Linked DNA regions of Mus musculus: all the other regions are linked to region 1. The links are chromatin loops, found by intact Hi-C in ENCODE. Cell type or tissue: heart. All regions are shown on one strand. Region 1 holds the start of Cox6a1 (cytochrome c oxidase subunit 6A1). Region 2 overlaps Cabp1 (calcium binding protein 1). Region 3 overlaps Unc119b (unc-119 lipid binding chaperone B). Region 4 holds the start of Pop5 (processing of precursor 5, ribonuclease P/MRP family (S. cerevisiae)).

What was found. A loop is a pair of places that touch in the nucleus more often than their neighbours do. Peaks named below come from ENCODE experiments on the same cell type or tissue, not always from the same donor. Only the 100,000 strongest peaks of a DNase experiment are listed, where the experiment ranks them.
Region 2: it touches region 1 in a loop (3.0-fold over the local background); 5 of 42 quality-filtered maps call a loop at or near these places.
Region 3: a loop joins it to region 1, with 3 times the contacts of the local background. A loop is called at or near these places in 5 of 42 quality-filtered maps.
Region 4: a loop joins it to region 1, with 5 times the contacts of the local background. A loop is called at or near these places in 7 of 42 quality-filtered maps.

Annotation. Positions count from the first base shown.
Region 1 is chr5:115,344,989-115,349,988 of GRCm38, forward strand. Cox6a1 (cytochrome c oxidase subunit 6A1) reads right to left here and starts at 3,970. Exons shown (of 3, transcript NM_007748.5): 1 at 3,851-3,970; 2 at 3,577-3,719; 3 at 664-938. The coding sequence starts at 3,959. The coding sequence ends at 855. In heart, CTCF peaks have their summits at 2,801 (motif pointing left) and 4,163; DNase peaks (open chromatin) are centred at 2,813 and 4,073; H3K4me3 peaks cover 2,641 bases; H3K27ac peaks cover 1,629 bases.
Region 2 is chr5:115,184,969-115,189,968 of GRCm38, forward strand. The region is part of intron 1 of Cabp1 (calcium binding protein 1); the gene reads right to left. Among named protein-coding and RNA genes, the nearest start is that of Gm35515, 6.9 kb to the right of the region's middle. In heart, CTCF peaks have their summits at 2,387 (motif pointing right) and 4,067 (motif pointing left); DNase peaks (open chromatin) are centred at 1,863, 2,413 and 2,753; H3K4me3 peaks cover 1,755 bases; H3K27ac peaks cover 382 bases; H3K27me3 peaks cover 2,192 bases.
Region 3 is chr5:115,126,737-115,131,736 of GRCm38, forward strand. Unc119b (unc-119 lipid binding chaperone B) reads right to left here. Exons shown (of 5, transcript NM_175352.4): 2 at 3,731-3,844; 3 at 566-677; 4 at 275-447. Among named protein-coding and RNA genes, the nearest start is that of Unc119b, 5.7 kb to the right of the region's middle. In heart, a CTCF peak has its summit at 2,808 (motif pointing left); no DNase peak of the experiment used is centred here.
Region 4 is chr5:115,235,343-115,240,342 of GRCm38, forward strand. It overlaps Pop5 (processing of precursor 5, ribonuclease P/MRP family (S. cerevisiae)), which reads left to right and starts at 509. Exons shown (of 6, transcript NM_026398.4): 1 at 509-542; 2 at 2,482-2,727; 3 at 2,793-2,935; 4 at 4,820-4,969. The coding sequence starts at 2,708. In heart, a CTCF peak has its summit at 2,612; DNase peaks (open chromatin) are centred at 169, 679, 2,649 and 3,646; H3K4me3 peaks cover 2,994 bases; H3K27ac peaks cover 1,900 bases.

The sequences.
Region 1 (5,000 bases):
CAGAGTAGCATGATCACTCATCCTGACTTCAGCCTCTTAAAGGTCTTCCATTTGATGGGCAACTGATGGCGATGCTGTTGTCTGGTAACTACCACTGCTGTGTTGTTGGTTTTCCTAGACAGGGTTTCCCTTGTAGCCCTGGCTGGCCTGGAATTCGCTGTGTAGACCATGCTGTCCTTGATCTTGGAGCTCTGCCTGCCTCTGCCTAAGTGCTGGGATTAAAGCACGCACCATCGCTGTCTGCCTGAGAAATTCTTTTCCTAAAGGTAAGAACTCAGCTCCTTTTGTAGATTGCAACAGGAGCTGCTGTGACGAGAAGAGCTGACTAAAGCTCATGTACTTTGTTCAGGGTCTGTGCAGCCTGGACTGACCTGAAACCTGCAATGCAGCCCAGTCTTTGAAGTTGTCACGCATGTGTTACAGATGGTAATCAGCGGCAATTCTATTGATCATCCACTGTCTGTCAGGGAGCCCATCCCAATGGTAACTCTACCTCTCTCTGCTCTTAGTCATTTAGCTCTCTACCCATGCTAAGCACAAGAAACCAGCAGGGAGCCAGCTAGAAACGGTATTCGGTCAGCTAAACCAGATCTGAACCACTGCAAAACAGCAAAGCAATGTCAGTGTCTGAGAATAAAATCGTACCGTCCAGCTCACGGACCATCTGAGTTTAAGTTATTTATTTAAGGCATCTCCTCTTACAAGCAGAAGGGATGGAAGATCAGAGTAATGGTCGCCATCTGAGGAAAGGAGACACGAGCTTAGCATCCAAAGGGTTTTCGTGGTCCACACAGAGTAAGGGTCCAAAACCAGTGCTGTGGTCCCTTTGTTGCCTGGGGGAGGCCAGGTTCTCTTTACTCATCTTCATAGCCGGTCGGAAGTGGGTTCACATGAGGGTTGTGGAAGAGGGTATGGTTACCGTCTCCCCAGGGGAAGGGCTGCGGAGCGAAGATGTCAATTAGTTATTTCCAGAAAATGCTCAGAATCGAAAGAGGTAATACATAAAATCAAAATGGAAATGTGCCTTTACTGGCATAGATTTACTGACATAAAAATGTCAACTTTCCCAGAGCTTTTTCTTATTTTTTTTAATGTAACTTTAATTTATTTCTGTAATTATGTATAAGTACTCTGTCTTCACAAAAGAAGGATTCAGATCCCATTACAGATGGTTATGAGCTGCCATGTGGTTGCTGGGAATTGAACTCAGGACCCCTGGAGAAGCAGCCAGTGCTCTAACACCACTGAGCCATCTCTCCTTCGAAGTAGATGGTAAGACAAGCAAGCGCAAGGTAGCTCCCCGAGGAAGGGGATGGCTCAGCAGGTAAGAGCATCTGTTGTTCTGCACGTGACTATCACCCATCCACGGCTGGCAGCTCACATCTGCTACTACTCCAGCTCTAGGGGATCTGAAGCCCTCTTCTCATGTGCACACACACACAAATAATTTAAAAGAAAATAAATCTTAACATAAGATGTTGGAAAGGTGGCTCAGTGGATAAGATCTGTTCCTTCAAAATTCTCCCAAACTTCAGATGAGGTGACTCACAACTGTGACACAAACACCTGCACTCACGTGCACATATGCGTGTGCACACACACTGACTGCTATTCCAGAGCTCCTAGAAGAACAGAGGTTGCAGAAGGACTAGAAAACTGCGACCTAAATTCAATCCTTTTGCTCACTACCTTTTTAAAAAAAGACTAACTCAGGCTAGAGAGATGACTCAGCAGCTAAGAGCACTGACTGCTCTTCCAAAGGTCCTGAGTTCAATTCCCATCAACCACATGGTGGCTCACAACCATCTGTGATGGGATCTGATGCCCTCTTCCTGTGTGTCTGAAGACAGCTACAGTGCACTCATAAAAATAAATCTCAGCCAGGCAGTGGTGGCACACGCCTTTAATCCCAGCACTTGGGAGGCAGAGGCAGGCAAATTTCTGAGTTCGAGGCCAGCCTGGTCTACAGAGTGAGTTCCAGGACAGCCGGGGCTACACAGAGAAACCCCGTTTCAAAAAACAAAACAAAACAAAACCAACCCCCCCCCCCCCGCAAAAAAAAAAAAAAACCAAAAAAACAAAAGAAGAAGTTCTGTCCTCCTATAGAGTGGATCCCAAGAGACTAGCCCTCACTGGCAGACTTGGCAAGGTTGCTGAAACAGGGTTTCCTTATCTAGCTAACCTGGAACACTAAATAGAACAGTCTAATCAAAAACTTACAACGCTCCTCTTGCCTCTGCCTGCAGTGCTGGGGTTACAGCATGTATGACTCTGCCAATCATAGTTTTGTCTGATTTTGAGACGGGTCTCTTTATGTAGCCCTGGATGTCCTAGAATGTGCTATGTTGACCACCTGCCTCTGCCAGCATGAATATTATTCTGTGTACATCTCTGTGGGTATATGCACGAGTGTAGGTGTACACAGAGACCAAAGATATCATCCCTGCCTGCAGCTGGGGCTAAAGAATGTTGTGAGCCACCCACTGGAAACTAGGCTCTTCTGTAAGAGCAGCAGCACTCTACACCACTGAGCCCTCTCTCCTGTCCCTTCCCCTCCATGTTTGAAAAGCATTGCTCTTGGTCAATAGCTCACAACCATTTTTGGCTTTCTGTGGTAACCCCATTTAGCCCAAGCTAATCTCCATTTCATAACGTGGCAGAGAATAACCAGCAACTACTACTGATAGAAACTTCCTGATAGCTACTACTGAGAAAACGCTTGTTTTCTGACCCCAAGTGCCAGGGGCGGGATATGGGAGCATTATCTAGAGGCCTTAGGAGGGGGGTGCTACTGCCACCTAGTGGGCAGAGCCCCAAGGCAAGGCTGCTGTCAAACACCTTTTCTTTTTCTGAGAAAGTCTCCCCCCTGGCTGTCCTGGAGCTCACTTTGTAGACCAGACTGGCCTTGAACAAGACATTGGCTCTCTTTGGCCTCTCAAGTGCTGAGGCTGTACGGGAACGGCATGGAGCCTTCTGGGTTGTAAAATTGAAGTCTAGAATAAGTTTCTGCAAGGCCAGTCTTAGGTGAATTAGGTGATACAGTGGAAGACGGGCTTGTTAAAATACATCATGAGACATTATAACTGTCTTTTTTTTTTTTTTTTTTTTTTTTTTGGTTTTTCGAGACAGGGTTTCTACACGAACAGCCAAGGCAAAGAACTGATAAAACGACAGGCACTGTGAGAACCAACGGGCAGTCTGTGCTTAAGCCTACGCCAATCGCCCGGATCCCGGATCACCTTCAGGATTTGCGGCTATAAAGGGACACCCCAAACCTCCAAACTTTCCCGCAGGAAGCTAATAAAGTGCACCATTGGACAAAAGGTGACAAGTTGGAGGAGCTGAAAGCCCGCAGGCATTTACTGGGTGGCCTTTTAAGAAAACCGAGCCACGACCTACAAACTGGCTTCCCTTCCGTCAAACGAAGAGTAAATAAAATATTCTATCTGCACGGACGGACAGGCAGCCAAGATCCTAAAACTCCCCCAAGGGCTGGGCCAGGGGAGTGGACAACCCCGCAATAACGGATGCCTGGAGGACGGACGGACAGACGGACAGTAAAGGCGCAGCGCCTACCTTGGTCCTGATGCGCAGGTGAGGGTAGGCAACGAACGGGGGTCTCTCGTGCTCTTCGTGCCGCGACTTGAGGAACACGTTGAGCATGCTCACTCCCACCCCGGGCAGCGCCACGAAGTAGGTGAGGGCCTTCCACATCCGAGCTGCGGCGGGGGCCACAACGTCAGCCTCGGCCGCTCCCTCCCGCCAAGGTCACCGCCCCGGGCTCCGGCCCCGCCACGCCGCCGCACGCCACCCGCCGAGACCCCACGCCCATCCGAGAGCCCCCGGGTACCTGAACCCTCCTCGCCGTGGGCGCCACTCGACATGGGCCGCCTCAACCCGGGGAGGGCCCGGCCCAGCGGCCGAGAGACCCGAGACGCTGACAGCACCGCCGACGCCATCATGGAACTACACCGGCGCGCCGGAAGCGGAAATGGGGACGGGCGAAGGGGGCGGGACAAAGACGCCGAACGACGTTCCTATTGGGCAACGCCTTCTCAGACCTGGCTAGGAACTCCAGCGCCTGCGCACTTTATCCGTCCCTGGGGCGGCTGGAGCGAGAGCGCGCATGCGCCCCGTTCCTGTGCCCCATCTCCCTGCTTGTCAGCGCCTAGGTGAGGATGTCCGCGGAACTGAACTTTTGCGAGCTTTTCTGGTTTTAATCGCTCCCTTCTTTGGAGTCCCTGGACAGGATCTGAAGTGCGGAGAACAAGTCACGTTAGCGGAGGCGCCATTCTCTTTCCTCGCTCGCTGCCTTCTAATTCCGCGATTTCCCAGGCCCTCGACAGCCCTGTCCTTGTCGTTATCATTGTCCCTATCGCTCTTAAAGACCGTTGTTATTCTCTTCCGTTGTGCCCTACATAGACTGTAAAGTCCGCAGTGCTTAGATTTTTGCCAGCGCTGCATCCCGAGAGTTACCCGAAATCTTTCATGGCAAGTAGCAGGTGCTTTATGCAATTTAATGAATGAATGTATGAAACCGTGTATTAATGAGTCAAGGAACAGACCCAGGAACCAGTAAGGACCCTGCAATTGCCAGCAAATCTGGACTTTGTTTAGCTCCATATCCTCAGCGTTTGTTCAATGTTCCTGCTCCCGCTTTGAATACTACACACATCTGTTAAATTTTGTCTGTAGAACTTTACAAATATCTCCTTTTTCCCTTTTTATTTATTTATTTGTTTATTTATTTATTTATTTATTTTGGTCTAAAAGCCTCGCATCTTTAATGCTAGTATCTGCGAGGAAGACGCAGATGGAACTGACCCCAGGCCAGCCTCCTCTACAGAGTTCTAGGCTATCCAGAGGCTGCATAGTGAGACCCTGTCTCCATAAAAACAAAAACAACAAAACACGCTGTACTGGTTAGTTTTGTGTCAACTTGACACAGCTGGAGTTATCACAGAGAAAGGACCTTCAGTTGAGGAAATGCCTCCATGAGA
Region 2 (5,000 bases), 160 kb before region 1:
CCTGACCCTCCAATCCCCGCCCCCTCGATTGGCAATCCCATTTCTTATTTGGCAAATGAAAACACTGGAGGCAAAAATCTTTATCAGTCTACGACCTGACTCCAGCCAGCCTGCAATATACGCAGAGCCCAAGCAGAACACACTCTAAACATAACCCAGACCTTCCTGGAGAAGCCCGAGGGAGGGAACACTCGCTTTCTCCAAGGAATTCTTGCAAAAAAAAGTCCTAGCGTACAAGCAGTAAATCCACCCTGAAAAGTGACATGTACAATCCTGACCCACATATCTCTCAGGCACCGTGTTTCTCAAAAGAAGCCATCCTGGGTCCTAAGACCATATGGTCCTGACTCCCACCCCTGACTCAAGAGTTATTGTAAATATAATCAAAGGGGGACATTTCCTTGCTTAATACGGTTCCTTCGAAACTTAGATAATTGGTTCTCAACCTGTAGGTCATGACCCCTTTGGCAAACGTCACAAATCATAACAGTAGCAACATTACTGTTAAGGAGAACCAACAAAAATAATGTAATAGTTGGGGGTCACCACAGCACGAGGAGCCACATTAAAGGGCTGCCGCCTTAGGAAGTTTGAGAACCACTGGCTTAGAGATTACCAGTGAGGAGCACAGACCGGCTCAGCCCTGGGGTCTGCTCCTGAAGGGTCTCCGATGCTTTAGACTCTAAATATGTACACTGCCATCCTAAGAATCCACACGTTTCATCTTATAGCCATGAAGCCCCAAAGTCACATGGTTTCTTGCTTACCTCTTTCATGAATCCCAGATATGACCTTCCGGGACCCCATGACCTCTCACCCCTAACCCCAGGCACCTTTAAGCCCTAACTTTAGCTCAGAGCCTCCCTAGAACATAAGAATCTGCTGATGGAGGGTGTCTTGAAGTCAGAATAGGGACACAGTTTTGGACAGACACCCTGGGAAGCCTAATGAACATCAGATGCCCACCCACTTCATCCCCTCTGGGGTAGGCAACAAGATGTCCGCAACCCCAGTACCAAGACTCGGGGGCTCCCAAAACATACCTTTCTTGAGAGGTTTCTTAGTGGCGACTTGACGCAGTTGCCCATCCTACGCTGACACAGCCCCTTTGGCGGTCTCTGGGTCCATGAAGGAGGCTTCTGGGGGCGGGGGGGGGGGGCGCAGAAGACCTCAGTCTGGGTCACTGCCAACCCCAGCGACTCTCTCTGCTCCAGTCGCTCTTCCTCCAGGACAGAGCTGAGCCGGAGCGCGCGTGCTCGTCTGTCTGCCTGCCTGCCTGCCTGCCTGTCTGCTCCTGCTGATTTTTTTTTTTTTCCTGGTGGTTTGTATGTGCGTTTGTGTGTCTAGGTTTAACTTTCTAGTCAGTTTCTTAAGGAGCCGAAGGCAGAAGGAAAAAGTGCATAGCACCGGGGGAAAAAATCCCCTGGAGAGTAGATCACAGAGGGCACTGGCGCTGGGAAGCCTTTAGGATCATCAACAACAGATTACAGCATTAGGCTCAGTCCATTCTCTGTCTATCCCCTTGCCTCAGCCCCTCCTTCTTATGCTACCAAATATGCAGGGAGATTGCCTTGGGGAGGGGGACCCAAGGTGGCAGCTGCAACTGGGAATTAGGCCAGCAGATCCAGAAGGGGAAAGCTGGCTAGGGCCCCCAAAGCCAGGGTGCCTCACAGCCTGCGCACACGCACGCGTGGTTGAACACACAGGCACACACACACACACACACACACACACACACACACACACACTAACCACACACATGCATGCACACGCAGGACCCCAGGGAGATGTAAGCCGGGTCTGGAGAGCACTGAGCCGGGTGAGCATGCCTCATCAGCCACTGGCAATTCCAGCTGACTGAGCAGCAAGGTGGTTCTCAGTTGAGGGCCTGGGAGATCTTGTGACGTCTCTATTACGCTCCATTTTTCACACTTGCCTCATCGCTGACATGGAATGAGGCTCCAGGGCTGGCGGCACAGCTGAAGCCACAGCTGTCATCTGCTTCTTCCTTATGCTCCCTCTGCCGTGGAAAGGCTCTCTGACCCTCGGGAAGCCAAGCGATGGCCTTGAGGAGAGGAGAATGAAGGCAGCGCTGGCACAGAGGACGTGGCCAAGGTCTCTCTGGTCCTTCCCATCCTCTTCCCAATTCTGACCTAAAGGTCTTTTTCACTGGCTTCGCTGGAGTGCAGAACAGGGAGGTTTGCCTTTTAAAAATGGTCCTCCGAGTTCCCACAGTCGGAACTTTACAGATGACTCGGTGTTCCTTGTCCCTCCAAATTCTTGCTTTGGCAAGGGAATTCTCATGCCTCAGATGTCCGGGTCTGAGCGCGGCAGTGGTAGGCGGGTACCCAGAGAAGCATTCCTCTTATCCGTGTATCCAGCTTTTCCCCAGCAGGGGGCGCCAGAGATAGACCAGGAGGTTGACCTACTCCCTGGCCCCTGATGCAATCGCAGACACCAAGCCCAGACTGCTTCCTCTCCCAGGGACTTTTGTCCATTGGGATGTCTGGTCAGGAATTTCATTAGAGAAGATGGCTGGGTTCCTTGCCCAGTGGGTGGCACAGGCTTCCTCCTAGGAGGCTAAAAAGGAGGTCGCTGGCTAGTTCACTATGTCTCTGGTGCTGTGTGTCGCTGCAGACCAGGGAACGGTGTTGCCTAGGCAGTTTCTTGATGCCTTGCTTGGCCCATACTCCTGGAGGAGGGGAAAAGGAAGAAGCCACTCCCCGAACACAAAAGGAGGAGACTGGGTGGGAACAGCTAAAGGGCAGGAAAGAGGGTAAAGATGCCAGAGAGCTGGGGAGGGGCAGACCGCTAACGGAAATGCAAAGCAACTCAGAGGAAGCACTCCGCTGGTCCAGGGGTCTGGGTCAATGGCCTCTGATGAATGGGGAAGGATCTGGGGTCTAAGGTTGAGCCCCAGCTCTGCCTGTGATCACCTTCTATTCCTGAGCTTCAGTTTCCTCCGTTAGAAAATGGGACTTTCCCTGTCTGGCTAATACGGCGCATACAGGAAAGCCTGTGGTACATAATAGGCGCTGATAAGTAATTATTCAAGTGGAAGAAGGAAGTATCGTTTGCCCGGCATTTATGAGCCGGGTGCTGTGCTTGGCTCTGGAAACAATGAAGAGGAACAACAACAACGGGAGTTTACATCCTCGCAGGTGGGCAAGAGAGAGTGAGGAGTACAATTATTTAACTATAGTCCAGAATAACGCTAAGAAAGAGAAATACAGGCGGGCAGTGGTGCCGCATGCCTTTAATCCCAGCACTTGGGAGGCAGAGGCAGGCGGACTTCTGAGTTCGAGGCCAGCCTGGTCTACAAAGTGTGTTCTAGGACAGCCAGGGCTACACAGAGAAACCCTGTCTTGAAAACACACACACACACACACACACACACACACACACACCAAAAAAAAAAAAATGAGGGAGAGAGAGAGAGAGAGAAAAGAAAGAGAAACACAGAAACAGCTGGACCCTGCCCTGAAATCCCTGGTGCAGTGGGCATAGGGCGGCCAAGTGCAGAGTCTGTGGACTCTCTGGGGAGCTCTAACCTGTAGCTGGCATTAAGACCCACTGAGAGTGGCTGGGAAAATGATTCAGTGGTTGTGTGTGCTTGTTGTTTTTGCAGAGGCCCCGGGGTCGGTTCCCAGCACCCACGGGGATGCTCACAACCTTTTGTAACTCCAGTTCCAGAGGATCTAATGTACCACTTCTGAGCTCTGAAGGCATCAGGCACACATGTGGTACACATACAAACAGGGGGAAAACACACTCATACACATAAAATAAAAATAAGTCTTTTTAAAAATATGAAAGACGACGTACCAGGGATAGAATGCCGAGTCAGACGAATTGCGATGATCTGATTCACTTTGGACTTCTGGAGGTTGTCCCTTAGATACTAACAACACCTCCTTTGGGCTCTTATGGGTGGCTAACAAAACAATATCACAAAAGGTGCCGCCCAGTGTCTGGCACCAAAAACCTGTCCCATTCCTCTGCCTCGAACTGAAAGGGCTAAACGCAGCATCCACTCATCCAGTTATTCAGCCCTGGTGACTCCTGCCCCCTGCAGGCCAGTCTCAGGTATAGCAGGTCCTTGTCGACCTTGGCTTTGTATGCCTCTGTCCTTGGAAACTGGAGACAGAAGACAGCAAAACCAATCAAATGCTTAAAGAAAGCCCATCCTGCAACTCAGCAAGATTGTGCAGTTGGTCAAAGTACTTCCTGCTGAGCCTCACTACCTGATCAGGATTCCTGGGATCCAGATGGTACAAGGAGAGAGTCAACTTCTGAAAGCTATCTTCTGGCCTACACACACACACACACACACACACACACACACCCTTGAGCATACATACACACATACACACTTGTGCACATGTACACACACATATACCCATACCCATGTACATGTGCATGCACACACATTTGCATATACATGCACACCCATATACACACATATACATGCACACACACGTATGCCTGCCTCTGCCCACCAAGAGCTTGGATTAAAGGTGTGCACCACCACACTTGGCAAACACACATTTTAAATAAATAAATGTACAAAAATTCAAGGTCTTTTTCTGCTTTGGGGTAAGAATGTGGTGGACATTGTTGAGGCTTAAGGTCAGCTAGGGACCCAGAAGGACCAGATATGGGGGTTTTAAAGTCTCCTTAAACTAAACTGGGCAGGGGCGGGAGGTTTGACCTTCCCTTAAAAACGCAGCAAGGCTGACGCTTGGGAGTTTCCTCTAAGAAGTGAAGAACACTTTGTGACATACACTCTTCTTATTCTCTGCAAGTCCCTGGGCCTCTGGAGCCCTGCTTTGGATTCTGAACAGAATAATAGGATCAGAGGGTGAGAAGGCTGAGCCCATTGCTGGTTATCCCCGCTTAGGAGGGTGGCCGGTCTTAGGTCTCCACCAGATCAACCAACAGCATATGAACTTGGGTGACAACCCAGTGCCGGGACACTCAGGGAGAGGGCTGGGGTACAC
Region 3 (5,000 bases), 220 kb before region 1:
AGTGGGGCTGTGAGCAACAGTGAGAGGCCTTAGTGACTCAGCCTGGGTCCTCAGAGGCAGAAGACAGGAACCTGAGGTCACATGACCTGACACACAGCAAGCCACACTTCGCTCTTGTGCAGTGAGGCCACTGGAGCAGGTGGTGGTCAGAATCTAGCTCAGAGGGAGGGAGGGAGGCACGGAGGGGTGTGTGTGTGTGTGTGTGTGTGTGTGTGTGTGTGTGTGTATGTGTGTGTGTGTGTGTGTGTGTGTGTGCGCGCGCGCGCATACGTACTGACGTCCTCGGAGAGCTGCGGGAACTCGTAGATGTGCTCACACGTGTTTCTGCTGCTAGGGATGCAGAAGCCAAAATCAAAGTCAAAGGTCTTCAGCAGCCGCTCCCGGAAGTAGTGCCGCTCGATCATCCGGAAACCTGTCACTGGCCTGTCACCCACAGTGAACTCTACCCTGTAAGAGAATCTCTATGAGATTCTTCATTTCCTCACAGCCAGCCTCAGCCCCACAGAGCGCATTCTTCCTTACGATAAGCCAAATGTTCTGCCCTCAGAAAAATAACAGCACTCACGTGGCACCAACGGTCCGGAGGCGAAGAAACGCCGGTGTGAACTGATATCGAACGAAACGGCCCACACTGATATCCACGTCGACGCTCTCCTCCTCCGCATCCTGGTCTTGGTCTGCAAGAGCACAGAGCTGAGCCGTGAGCACCCACGTACCCACCCAGCACGCCACCGACTGACAGATCACACTAGTTCCAACCCTACAGCCCTGCTTCCTGGGCACAGACTGGCAACAGGCTGTACCAGGCTTCAGGCAGCCCCGTAGGGAGGAGCCGCTCGTTCTGATTTCACAGATGGCTTCACAGAGAAGGACACTGAAGTTCAAAATGCTAAGTCACGCCCAAGCCCAAAGTTCCCAAACAGGTAAGGGATTGAGCAAAGTTCTGAATGCAGGTCCAGCTGACCAAAGTCTGTTCTTAAAACATGATGCGATTTGCCTTATATGATTTGGGGGGATGGGCACGTCCTGGGGTGAAATAATAAGAGGCAGGCTGAACACGGGCTATGACTTGTGTGACTCCAATCCTACAGCCGAGTCCACGCTGACTGGATCAGAGCACCAGACTCTAAGCAGGATGGGAGGCAGAGAGGGCTGGGCATGAGAGGCATCCTGGGAGCACCGTCTGATTTCCAACGACCCTGACTGACCAAACGCAGGACGCTCATGTCTATTGCAGGACACCCTGACCCACTTCTCTGACCACCTGGAACCAGCACGTGGACTGGCATGTGCTCCGTGCCATCCCCTGGTCCAGCCTACTGCTGATTCCACATAAAAGATCTACAATGGTCACAGTATGAACGTGGAGGGGAATTCTCTACACATCTGAGCACCCAGCATCTGTGCCTGTGATGTCCCAGGGGTACTGGCGCGCTGTCCTGGTTTGGGGCTTCTACCTACATGGTAAGGGCCCGGATCCACTGATGTGATTCAAGCCCATCAGAGCAACCCATGCAGGAGGGCACTCTGGTGTGAGCGAGTGCTCACGGACTAGGAGGGATGAAGACCACACACCTACAGCATCTGCAGCAGCCTTTCCGGAGGCTTCGGTGCCTTGAGCAGGACCAGAAGATGACGGGGGGAAATGCAAGGCCCGCTGAGCCAGGCCGGTGATCAAGTTGGGCTAACACTTTCCTAGCAAGTCTGCCTGTGTGTTTTAAGCCAGATAAGTGCTCCGTTCACGAGAGAACCGCAGCTCGGGACTGCCTTTTATTTCTCTGAGATGCTAATACCTATATTCTCAGAGAATCGCTGGCTCATTCTGAGCCACAAATCCAATGAGAAGAACTTTGCAAAGTAAGTTTTATTAGGGGCTGGAAAGATGGCTCAGGGTTAGGAACACCGGTTGTTCTTCCAGTGAACCTGGGTTCAATTCCCACCACCCACTTGGCAGCTCACAACTGTCTGTAACTCCAGGTCCAGGAGACTCAATACAGTCACTCAGACATACATGCAGGGAAAACACCAATTCACATAAAATAAAAATAAATAAATTATTTTTTAAAAAGAGTAAGTTTCATTAGAGATCCCAGTTGAAAGGCCCGTGGATGGCTACCCTGTAAAGGTCGTTGGAGACCAGAGCTCCCTCCTCATTACCCACGCAGAAGGAGAGAACCAACGCCCACAAGCTATCCCCACCTCATTTCTGCTCCAGCATGCACGCACACATGCACCCCATACTCACACAATCACAGTAAAACTTACACCCGCACCTCCACTTAAACAGCAAATGTGAGGCTAGCTCTAGCCACACGCGATTGTCTCAAAATGAGAAAATCAAGCAAACAGAGGGAAGTAAAAGAATCAGTTCTCCTCGTACCTCAGAGGGTGATGGTCACTGAGTCCCCAGGCTCATCTTTTGTCACACAGAGTCACAGAAATGCTCTCGTGGAGTCTGTCGTACACTTAAGAATAATCTTTCTTTCTTTTTTTGTTTTTAAAAATTTATTATTTTTATTTTATGTATGTGAGTGCACTGTAGCTGTCTTCAGACACCCCAGAAGAGGGCATTGGATCCCATTACAGATGGTTGTGAGCCACCATGAGGTTGCTGGGATTTGAACTCAGGACCTCTGGAAGAGCAGTCAGTGCTCTTAACCGCTGAGCCATCTCTCCAGCCCAAGAATAATCTTTTACTTAGAAAGAAAAGAGACAGACAGAGAGACAGGCAGACCACAGGGCTGGAACACTTAGTGTTCTTACAGAGGACTGTCAGGCAGCCGAGGGATCCAACACCCTCTTCTGGCCTCTAGAGGCTACTGTACTCATTGCACAAACCCCGGAGGGACACACTGGGGCACACACAGTTTTGGGGTTTTGTTTTTTGGTTTTTTTTAATCTTTGGAAACAAACAAAACAGAAAAGACAAGCCATTAAAGCAGGGCTTGGAAAGAAACGGAAAGCACTCGTTACAGACAGCTGGGGACGCTGCCTTGCCGCCTGCGGCAAGGGCTCAGGGCGGGCAGGGCTCACTTTCTTCCTACAGTTCAGTCCAGCCGCAGTGGGGTCAGTACACACTGCAGACAGCGTGCAGCACTGAACAAGCACAGAGGCTTAGGGGAGGGTCCCGTGGGAATTCTGGGGCTCAGCTCCCTCTCAGTAAAAAGTGGCTGAGCCACTCACAAGGACAAGATGACATAAGGCAATTCACTAAGGAGCCTGGATGGTGTCACAACACAAGAAATGTCAACTTCCTATGCTGGCTGCTGTGACTGTACCTGTAGCACATGGTGAAAGGCGCATGTCATAGCTCAGGAACATCCTCTGCTACATGGCAAGTTCTGGGCCAACATGGGCTACATAAGAACCCGGCCAGTATCGCTTCTCGGCCTTCTGGCTAAGATCAAGTGTAAGAACCTGGCCAGTGAGATAGCTCAATGCACAGAGGTGCCTGCCACATACTCTCTAGACCCCCCACAGATGTGGAAACAGAACCCCGACTCCACAAAATTGTCCCCTGGCCTCCACCTGGTACATTCTGGCACACACAGGCACTCAAACACACACACACACACACACCAGCCTTTTAACAAAGCCCTAAACTGGTGTGCAACTGGCAGGCATGCTGACAGGAAGTAATCATGAAAGTGGCACACACCAGCGTCCCAGAAACTCTGGGCTTCCCAAGGTCCTTTCCTCCCCGGCTTGTGACCACAATACCCAGGCCCACCTGAGATGCACGGCTTGGCAATCTCAAAGAGAACTGTCCCCGTCTCCAGATCTCGAATCTTGAAGCGGGTAAAGTCGATACTGTAGACATTGTCTTCAGGTTTACACAGGTAGTCTGAAAGGGAGAGACCAGTGTCATTAGGTAATCTTCCAGAGTCACCCTCTATTTCATTCCCTGGCTTTAAAACAAATATGGTCTTCTATGCAATTCACTGAAAATGTTCCCCAAACACCCCCTTGTTGTTTAAGGTTTATTTACTTCATATGTATGGGTGCTTTGCCTGCATGTAAGCACCACACTCATGCAGTGTCTGAAGAGGTCAGAAGGGAGTCAGGTCCTCCGTGTCAGTTACTGTTGGCTGTAGATGCCATTTGAGAGCTGGAACTAAACCAAGTCCCCTGAAAGAGCAGCCAGTGCTCTCAACCAATAAGCCATCTCTCAAGGCCCAAATGTTTTCTTTAAAATTTATTTAACACTAGTTTTTATGGTATGCATGTCTTAGTCACAGTTCTATTGCGGTGAAGAGACACCACGACCAAGGCAACGCTTAGGAAAGTATTAACTGGGAGATGGGTTAGTTTCAGAGGGCTAGCCTGCCCATCATGGCCGAGAGAGAACATGGCAGCACACAGAGGTAGAGTGGTGGTCCTTCCCTTCCTAAGTCTTCAACCTTTAACACAGTCCTCATGGCCTGCTGACCCTAACCAAAATATTGTTTTTGCTACTCCATTACTGTATCTTTGCTACTGTTATGAATCATAATGTAAATATCTGCTTTCTGATGGTCTTAGGTGATCCCTGTGAAAGGGTCGTTAGATACACACCCCACAAAGGAGTCTTGACCCACAGGTTGAGAATCACTGCGCCAGTGCAACAGCTGAGAGTCACATGCTGCCTTGTATGAACTGTTGGAAATCTCCAAGCCAACCCCAGCCACACACTCTCTCCAACAAGGCCACACCACCCAATCCTGTCAAATAGTTCCACCTCTGGTGACCAAACTTTTAAATATAAGAGCCCATGGGGGAGTCTTATTCAAAGCACCCCAATGTGTATGGTGCATGTTTGCCTCTATCGCATGGGTACACTGTCTGCAAGGAGGCCAGAAGAGGATGCCACATCCCCTATGGCAGAGTTATGAGCCACCATGTGATGCTGGGAATTGAACCCAGGTCCTCTGGAAGAGCAGCCAGTGCTCTTAACCATTAAGCCACTTCCACAGCCCCCAAACATCCTCTTGTATTATCAAAATGAGGAAATTCAAGAAAGG
Region 4 (5,000 bases), 110 kb before region 1:
ATGAATGGGCTCGACGACGCACAGGTTTGGGCTCAGCGGGGATTAGGCTCCATCCCCGCGTGAGTCATGCCTGCGTAGGTCCGCCTCTCTAAGCCTCAGCCCCTTCCTCCGCCTGACGCCGGCCCACGACTCCCGCCCCCGCGCGGCGGGGACCCGGGTGATTGCAAACAGCCGCCGGCCTCATTAGGAGACGTGTAATTAGCGGCTGGCGGAGCCGAGGGCGGGGGCTAATTACCACCGGGAGAGGCTGCGACGACACGTCGCCGCCGCCGGCCCACCGGGAGGCGTCTGGCCCGCACTTCCCGGCTGGCCCGGATCAGGGTGCTTCCTCTGGGTGACAGCCGCTCGCCGTTGTTTGTTTATTAGGCACCCGCCCTCCCGTGCCGGTGCAATCCCACCTACACCTCCATCCTAATAATTCTTAATAATCGGAACTAGAAGGGGAAGCTCTGCTTTGGAGACGCGGTGTGGTCCCTGACAGCACCGGGCCGGAGGACGAAGACCGGGGATCCGAACCCACGCCTGTGGCTACGTTACAGCAGGTGGGCAGTGAGCATCGGAGTGGATCCGAGCAGGGAGTTTGGAGACCAATGCTTTCAAGGTTAAATTCTGGGCCTGGGCCCGGACCGCATCTATAAAATGGTCTCAGGGTTAGGATAAAGGCACTGGTGCTATTTTTAGAGAGTGGGGAGTGTGGCGAGCTACACAGTGGGCCTCTGGCACCCCCTACCGGCCGCTGGCTGTGGACGATGATTGCCTCTTGATTGCAATAGTGAATGGCAGTCTGCGAAGGGACATCTGTGGTCCCCTAAAGCTGTGGCTAAGAGAAGACTGAAAACTGATTTCGGATCTTGTAAATAGTCAGCTGTGAAATATAAGTCTTGCTTTACGTTACCACACCTGGCCAGGCGAGGCCATGACAGCTGTACACATAACGGAGGTCCTGAGAACCAACTTCCCAAAGTCGTCCTCTGATCGCCACCTCCGGCCGTGGCAAATACGCACCTCCACATTTCTACAACAAATAAATAAATCTAATTTTCAAAAATGACCCTGCTACAAAGCCAGGCACCAAGAAACCCAGGATAACAAGAAAATCTGTAGACAATGTGTATTAAGGCAATGCTGACCGACTTAGTGGTGCACTTAAAACATGCAATACCGAGCACGTGAGGAATGTCTGTAGCAGCACCGGCGACAGGAAAATAGAGTCAAGCAGCGGACTTACAGGCATGTTGCATGCTTAAAACATATATGTCCAGGCCAAGGCCTGGCAAAACCTATCTCTCCAGAAATGGGGATGATGGCTCCTTCCCACTAAAGGTTTTGGCAAGGGCCTGGGAATTTGGGGAGCACTGAACCTTATCTACATCTTAATAGGGTGGCAGTCACACAAATCCACCTCACTGAGTCACACCATTAAGAATATGCACTTAGGGCTGGTGAGATGGCTCAGTAGGTAGGAGCACCTGACTGCTCTTCTGAAGGTCCGGAGTTCAAATCCCAGCAACCACATGGTGGCTCACAACCATCCGTAATGAGATCTGACTCCATCTTCTGGATTGTCTGAAGACAGCTACACTTACATATAATAATAAATAAATCTTTAAAAAAATATGGACTTAGGGGCTGGAGTGAAGGCTCTTCTGAAGGTCCTGGGTTCAAATCCCACGTGGTGGCTCACAACCATCTGTAATGAGATCTGATGTTCTCTTCTGGTGTGTCTGAAGAAAGCTATAGTGTACTTAGATATAATAATAAATTTTAAAAAAGAATATGCACTTAACATGCAAGATAAATGAAGTGTAGCACACCCCTGTAGTCCTAGTCCTTAGGAGGCTGAGGCAGGATTGCTTTGGGCTCCAAGCTAGCCTTAGGTAGATAGAGTGGGACCCTGTTTTTTTTTTTTTTTTTTTTTTTTGTTTGTTTGTTTTTTAAATGCTGGGCAGTGGTGGCGCAGGCCTTTAATCCCAGCACTCGGGAGGCAGAAGCAGGCGGATTTCTGAGTTCAAGGCCAGCCTGGTCTACAGAGTGAGTTCCAGGACAGCCCGGGCTACAGAAAGAAACGCTGTATCAAAAACCCAACAACAACAATAATAATTTATCATTTATTAATCACACAAAGGTATTCAAGGGAATGGGCTAGAAAAACGCATTAAAAACCTTAACCCTCTGTTCTTCATTTTAAAACATAATCCTCTATTCTTAACAGAAAACAGAGGGCTGGGTGTGGTGGGACGCGTTGGTAATGCCAGCGCTTCGTAGGAAAAGGCAGGGGATCAGAAGTTCGGGGTCGTCTTGGCTACACAGTCAGTCTGGGGTTAGCTTGAGGAAAAAAAGAAACCAGGAAGAGAGGGAGGGAGGATACTATATTGTTTTTGGAAACCACTTGAAAAGAACTCCCCTCCACAAAACTGTCGAAATCCCCTCAAAGAATTCGCGTATTTGGCTGTATGGGAAAACCTGTGCTCTGACTTTTAGGTCCCAGATCGTGCGACACTCTCGGACTTTAAGTGCAGGGCTGACCTTAAACGTTCACTTGGGGGACTCTGAGCGCACAGAACTTGTGTGGAAAATCCCCAGCGCCGGCCGGAGGCGAACGCATGCGCTCTTACGCCCGCCGCGGGAGGCGGAGCGTGGAGATTGACAGGGCACGCTGCCTGTCCGAGCCTAGTGCCGCCTTCCTCCCGCATCCGGCGCGGACGCCATGGTGCGGTTCAAGCACAGGTAAGCAGCGCTGTCCCCGCGCCGTCCCCGCGACCCGGGCCGCGCTCACCCCGCTGTCGCCGCAGGTACCTTCTGTGCGAGCTGGTGTCCGAGGACGCGCGCTGCCGTTTGAGCCTGGACGACCGCGTGCTGGGCGGGCTGGTCCGCGACACGATCGCCCGGGTGCACGGGGCCTTCGGCGCCGCCGCCTGCTCCGTGGGCTTTGCAGGTACGAGGGCGCTGCGGATGCAGTGCGGGGCGCGCTTTGCCAGGGCGAGGCCCGGCCAGTGTGTCGCGTTTTGTACGATAGTGGAGGGTTCTAGAAAATCGGAGTGCGGCGGGTCGAAAACTGAACAGAAGGTGCCGATCGCGCAGTGGGACAAGGCAAAAAGTTCAATACCCAGCCCCCGGTGTGTGTGCCGGGGTGGGTTGAGTTGGGGGATTCCGTTTACTGCCCGTTTTAGTGGAAGATGGGTGTTGAATTCACTAGGCTAAATGAAAGTAGCCATGTAGAATTCCTAAGAGCCATGATTTGACAGGTCACGTTAGCACGTTTTAAAATGTCAAATGTATCCCTCAAAGTTTAAACCCGGCTGCGAGCTCGAACAGACTAGACAGTAATTCTCATATGGAAACGCAGGATGGAAGCTTTGTTTTTCTCAGAATGTCGCTTCTTAGTTTAGCTCCTAATTCCGCAAGCACACTTGAACTATGCAGAATCAAACATACATAAAACCACAAAGTTTTCTTGCTTTCGCTGAGCTCTACAGGAAAACAGGCGTTTCCCCGGCAAGGATTTTTTTTCCCCCTGCAGCGTTAATGTTAATTACGGTGGAGCTGGGCTCTCTCTCCATTCATTGACCTGAGTGGTCAGCGACTTCTTGAGGGCGGAAGGTTTCCCTTAACGTTTCCTTTCAAGCTGGGTGCTGCGGCCCATGCTTTTATCCTAGCAGTCCCCAGGGAGCAAAGGCAGGTTCCAGGCCAGCCAGGAAGTCCTAACTGGACTGTCTAAAAGCAGACAAAAACAAAACAAAAAAGCCACTTTCAAGAATGTTAGGTGGAGATGGAGAGAGGGCTCAGCGGTCTTTGGGAGAGGAAAGATTCCTATCTGAAATAGTCTGAAACTCCAGTTCCAGAGGACAACACCAGGCACAAATGTGTAAATACATGCAAGCAAAACAGCACACGATTACAAATCTTTAGTGTGGTGCATTGCCACACCACCTCTAGTAAGGATCTGTGTGACAAATTCCACAGGCTGAGGCGTTTGATCTCAAAAAGGGGAGACCTCCTGGAACAGGCTGTGGAACTCTTCACAGGAGAAAAATTATTGAGTCGTAGATCTTTTGGCTACTTATCAGTTTTATGTTTTCTATTCCTTTTCCTGTATATGAGGTGTTCCTGATAGCCTAGGTCAAGATCTTAAGCGAGTATTATGACTACAAAACCATCCCTTGAGATGGAGTCACTAAACATGACCTCATCTCCAGGAAAGACAGCACTTCTCTTTATAAATCATGTGTAAGATAGTATTAATAAATATAAACTTTCCCAACAATATTTTATATGGCTGCACCTGCGTCATCAGAAATAGGTTTTGGTATCTTGTTTAAGAAAGTATTATATAGGAAAAATTAAAACAGTTTAAAGAGCTACAGAACAGGGAACTGATCATAAAAATTCATTGGCATGTTTTTGGGAATTTGCCCCAGCCTCAGATGACTTTCGTATGTTTTACTGAGAACACCTTTCTTTGAAGTTGTGACTTGGATGATTTTGTATTTGATGTACCAGGTGGTTGTTATGTCTGTCCTATTTTGCTGTTTCACTGAACACAACTTTTCCGAGCTGAGCTGTAACACCTATTTCTCTAAGTATAAAAACCCTTGACGGAGAGCTGCAAAATACACGCAGATTCAGACTGCCTCTGTTTGTTTATCACCACCGAATCCTTAGCCACCTGACCTCGAGAACCCACATCCCAGGGACCCCTATCCCGGCTGGGGTGGTCCATGCCAGCACATCCTCCCATGTGACGTTTGCCTACGATAGGGTTTTTCTGTATAATTCTGTGAATTTTAATTTCTTTCCCAATTTCCCCTTCCTCCTGTAGTCCGATACCTCAATGCCTACACTGGAGTCGTGCTACTGCGATGCCGGAAGGATTTCTACCAGCTCGTGTGGTCAGCTCTTCCTTTCATCACCTATTTGGAGAACAAAGGCCACCGTTACCCGTGCTTCTTCAACACATTACACGTGGGAGGTACGGGTGGTGTGGATGGTGGCTGTTGTTC